2 separate regions of the Mus musculus genome follow, and region 2 is linked to region 1. Evidence: chromatin loops called from intact Hi-C (ENCODE). Cell type or tissue: left cerebral cortex. All regions are shown on one strand. Region 1 holds the start of 2610203C22Rik (RIKEN cDNA 2610203C22 gene). Region 2 overlaps Adhfe1 (alcohol dehydrogenase, iron containing, 1).

What was found. Peaks named below come from ENCODE experiments on the same cell type or tissue, not always from the same donor. Only the 100,000 strongest peaks of a DNase experiment are listed, where the experiment ranks them.
Region 2: it touches region 1 in a loop (2.1-fold over the local background); 2 of 42 quality-filtered maps call a loop at or near these places.

What each region holds. Positions count from the first base shown.
Region 1 is chr1:9,628,894-9,631,393 of GRCm38, forward strand. 2610203C22Rik (RIKEN cDNA 2610203C22 gene) reads right to left here and starts at 2,199. Exons shown (of 5, transcript NR_015470.1): 1 at 2,168-2,199. In left cerebral cortex, no CTCF peak of the experiment used is centred here; DNase peaks (open chromatin) are centred at 1,307, 1,529 and 2,255; H3K27ac peaks cover 2,500 bases.
Region 2 is chr1:9,572,025-9,574,524 of GRCm38, forward strand. The region is part of intron 13 of Adhfe1 (alcohol dehydrogenase, iron containing, 1); the gene reads left to right. All of the region lies in intron 3 of 2610203C22Rik (RIKEN cDNA 2610203C22 gene), which reads right to left. Among named protein-coding and RNA genes, the nearest start is that of Adhfe1, 25 kb to the left of the region's middle. In left cerebral cortex, a CTCF peak has its summit at 1,382 (motif pointing right); a DNase peak (open chromatin) is centred at 1,382.

The sequences.
Region 1 (2,500 bases):
CCAAGAGCACACATGTTCCCCAGATGCCAACCTTTAGATAAAGACAAGAGGCAGCACAAACTATGCAAATTGTTTCTTGGTACCACCCAGGACTAGCTCAAACCAAATCTAATCAGTGAGAGCAAGCTTGTTTCTCTCTGTTGTCCCCTCAGCTCAGCAACTTTCCATAAACACACACACACACTTTTCAGTTCCCTTCCTTGTTTTCCCCACACCTCTCACCCTTTGACCTCAGTAGGGCCTCAGACCCCAATACTCTGACCAGCCAGGACTGTCATCTCCTCCACCCAAAGTCTTGGGTATCCCGTGCTCTGCACTTCAAACGTGACAACGAGAACTTGAGTGGCTGTAGAACCTCATGCAGATTTCTGAGTTCACTTTCTTCATTGGTTGAAAAAGAAAATATCCTACCTGCCTCCTTGTCCCAGAAATGATTAAACAAAATTACCTGGGCCAATATGCAGCTGATTTGTATTAGTGTGGCTACTCAAGTGAGACTATTGGAGCACTTCCACAGTAGCTAAAAATGCCTGGGACTACCCTGAGCCTCCCTCCATGTTGTCCCTGGTTACTGAGCCCCTCCCTTAGGGTTCTCACCAACTTCTCTGTGGATAATAGTCTTGGGCAATACCCTACAGGCTTGAAGGATGGAAGGCTCCATTAGTATTATGACCAGTATTCATCCTTGCCAGCCATTTGCCCAGGTTCTGCCAGTTCTTAAAAGCTGGACTGTCCTAGAGACAATGCATTAGAATGTACCTGTCTTATAGGCTAAAGTATAGGCCACACAAGCATGAAATGGATCGGAGCAAGAAGGGGTTGCCCTTTACGTTGTTGTGGGTCATATAAACCTTAGGGATTGGAGAGATGAATCTGAGACTCAATTTGAGACTAGAAAGTAAGATTTTAAATTCTTTGCACTCCCACAGCCTAACACCCTTCTGAAGCAAATGTCCTCTATAAAGAAGACAGGAAACTGTTAGCAGGGTCCCCTGCCATTCAGCCCAAGAGCTGTGAACCCCTGACAGTGTAGAAACTGCTGCCAAGTGAGAAGCCGGGTGCCAGACCCCACCTCACAGTGGTGAGCCTCCTTGCTGCCTGAGTTTCTTTGAACCTCTATTTTGCATTCAAATTAAATTACCTACCCGATCTACCTCACCGGCTGATGAAAACTCAACAGAGCCCAAGCCTAACCGGGCTTTGCAAATTGTGAATTGCATTAACATATGGTGTGATAATCCGCCCCATTCAGAAGAAGCAGGGACGGGTGGCGAGCAGTGAGTGATTCAGCCAGCCAGGCAGGAACTGAAAATAGAATCATTTCCTGAGCCAGGGTCCAGGGTTCTCTCTCAGAAGAAGGTGGGCAGGGGAAGGGCTCCAGGGCGGCTGAACACAAGGCTCTCCATTTCCCACTGTAGCATTTGGGCTGATCCTGCAGCCCCAGGTGGTCACCCAGTGTGCCAGGTCAGTCCGGGCCAGTGACCCTTGCTTGGCTCAGAAGCAAGATGTGGGTGGTGACGACTCTTTTGAATTCAAAAGAGTCTACTTGCTGCCAACTGCTGCCTTTGGCCTCCTGCCTGCATTCCCTACCAGCAAAATTAGTCCTCAACTGAAACCTACAAAGTGCATTGGCTTAGGAGACCACAGGCTTTTGTCTGTCTGCTCCAACTCGGAGGAAGAAGGCCCAGCCCTGCTCATTTAGCCTCACTAGACTTCAAACCAGACCCTAGGACTAAAGTGCTCCTGAGGAGTCAGGTCTGATGGGAAGCTTGCTTGGTAAGGTATAACCAGGCAGAGATTTGGTACTTCATAAATAAGCCCTCTGCACCACATTCTTGTTATTCATGCAGGCCAAGTAAAGCAAGACAATAACTCAAGAAACAGTGACCTCACCAGGAAAGCAGGCTATGTAGTCTCACACACAAGCCTCACGGCCATAAATCCAGGAGACTATTCCATGAAAATTCTCTGTCCTTGCAGAGGAGCAGGGACAGTGTGGAGGCAGGGAGGAGAGAGCCCTCTTATCTACAGAGATCTCCCTTTATGCCTCAGAAATGAAAGGACACTTCTCTCTCTCTCTCTCTCTCTCTCTCTCACACACACACACACACACACACACACCCACACACACAGGTGGACCTGTACCCTTGTCACTTTGTAGACATACCAGAAGGAATTCAAAGCTGCTTGTCATCTTCGTCCTCTTCGTTCTCTAGGGCCTGTCCAGGCTCTTGCCAGCAGACTGCTCTGCAGCTGGATGCTATTGTAAACTATGCTTCCGCATCTGTGTCATGCTCTTCCTTAGGAGAGGGCTAAAGATGGAGCTCAGGGGAAGTAGGAAGAGGAAAGATGCTTCCTGTTCTGGCTACTTACTCTCTGCTCTCCCAGCCCAAGGAGGAGTGTAAAAGGCTCTATTCCTAGCCTCTGAATCCTCAGGTTAAAGCTACAGATCTTCTGGGATTCCTCTCTGGGTTCAGTGGACTGTTGCATGTGAAGACAG
Region 2 (2,500 bases), 57 kb before region 1:
TACCGTGCATGCTTGCACCCCCTCTTTCAGGTTTTTGGAGGAAGTATGAGTAGAACAGTTAATTCGTATGGTAATTGTATTATTTATTTGGATGTGTTTGAGACTGGATCTCACTATGTAGCCCAGGCTTGCCTTGATGATCCCCACGTTGACTCCTCAGGTGCTGGGATTTCCAGCAATCTCAGCCACCAATCTCAGCCCAGTTTTTAACTTCCTAATGCTCTGGTAAACTTTTCCATAGTGCCTGCACCATTTACATTTCTATTAACAACACAAAGGGTTCCAATTCTCTTCATCTTCTCCAGCACTTGTTAGTTTCCATTGTTTTTATAATGGCCCTCCCAGTGGGGTGAAGTGAGTTAGATTTCACACACACATACACACACACTCCAAAGGCTAAGAATACCGACCATCCTGTCCTGTACGGATTGGCCATTCATGTATTTTTCTTTAGAGAAATGGTTTTTTTTTTTTTTTCAAGTCTTTTGCTGATTTTGGGGTTGATTCATTTGGTATTTTGCTGTTGTGCTCTAAGAATAATTTTTATATTTTGGACATTAGCACATATACTGTTCCTTCAAGTGTTTTAGGGCTTATACCTGGAGCTTAACTACCTTCTGAGGAGAGACAGGAAACGGGCATCTGCAAGTGAGACATAAGAAGTTTAGATGTGATCACTGGCGGGGTGGGAAGCCTGAGAAGATGGAGAGAAATCCTGTGGGGACAATGTGGAGGGAACTCCAGTGAGGGTAGTCAGGTGGCTTGTGCGACATTCCCAACCCAGACATGGCAACTAGACAAGGATGAAGAGATGGGCTAAAATCTAAAAGAGATAGTGGATCTGGGTATGGTGGTGTGAGCTGTAACCCCAGCACTCAGGAAGTAGGGCAGAGGCATCCACAGTACAAGCCTGTGCTAAATAGTGAGTTTGAAGTCAGTCAGGGCTGCAATCTCTATCTGTCTCAATCGAACTCTGTCTCAATTGAACTAATAGGGAAAGTGAGACAGTGGGAGATGGAGTGCTGAGAAACAGAGCCAGACTAGGGAGACATCAGACATCATGATATTTGCAGGGAAGTGGGGTTTGGGGTAGAGAATTGAATCTCATATATCCCAAGATGGCCTCAAATGTGATATGTAACTGAGGACGGCCTTGAATTGCTGACCCACCTGTCTCTCCTGTGCTATGGGAGCCACCATACCTAGTTTCTATTGTAATGGAGATAGAAGCTGGGGCTTCTTGCTTGCCAGGCAAGTACTTTACCAACTGAGTTACATGGCAGCTCCATGATTTTGTTCTTATCACAAAGGGAAGTTATCCAGAGCTTAGAAACCCAGGTCACTGCTGTGGGGAAAGGAGATCTGGCTGTTTAGAGAATAACCACTAGGAGGCAATAGTGTAGCAAAAATGGAAACAGCTCATTGCAGGTCTCTGGTGCCTCAGAGATTGTGGTGCAAAGGGTTATAATTCATCTTCAAGGTGGGTCTGCAGGACTGGCTGGTAGACTAAACTGGCAGATCAAGGGAACCTGTGTGCAGAGATATCCTTGAGATACTTTTTGTCTGAACTACTGGGAGTCGTTTCTGAAATGAGGAAAATGGGAGGGCTGGGCAGTCAGCAGTCCATCCTGTATATGTGACCTCTCAGACGCCATTATCCACTCTCCCAACCACCTTCATCAACTCAGCAGCCAACTGTGCCCAGTACATTTACTGTATGTTAAACACTATGATGAGTCCGACCAGAGCAGGAGACACAGCAAGGCCTCTCTCCACCTGTGCTTGCCTGCAGAGGGGTAGACACCAAGCACCTGCTTATCATGAGAAACTAGACCACATGACCCATGAAAATGGAACCCACAAGATGTCATGTTTCTTCCTTTCATCTTGGTGGCAGATAGCCATCATCTTTTAGTCCCTTGTCCCAGAAGGATCATAGAGCCGATGAGAGAACTTATAGCCACAGGATATTGACATCACCAACTCCACCCATAAAGATCACTGGAGAAATTAAGCAAACCACTAAACTAGTTTGGAAAAGTAAATATAAACAGGGGTGGGAGGGGAAGGATTCCATGTTGTGCATGCCTAAACAGTCATGTCCTACAGAAAGTCCTTGTGGATGCGTCTGAAGACCAAGCTGTGAAGAACATGGTCTTGAGTTATTTTCTTAGCAGCACTGTACTGTCCTTGCCAGGGACAAGACTCTATACAGGGCAGCTGTTGACTGGCCCAGTTTGATAAGTATATGGGTTGGTTTGTTTCTGTACATTTGAACAGAAGACCAGAGCTGATGACTTTCCAAAGCCTCATGAGAAAGTTGTTCTTGATAAACCTGAGTTGGGAATTAGGCCAAACCACGCAGGAATATGGCTTGGGACCTGGAGGTGGAGAGTTTCTTTGCTCATCTGTTTTTTGAGCCAGAATCTTTCTATACATCCCAGGCTGGCCTTCAGTTCATGATTCCCCTGGCCTTGCCTCTCAAGTGCTGGGTTATAGA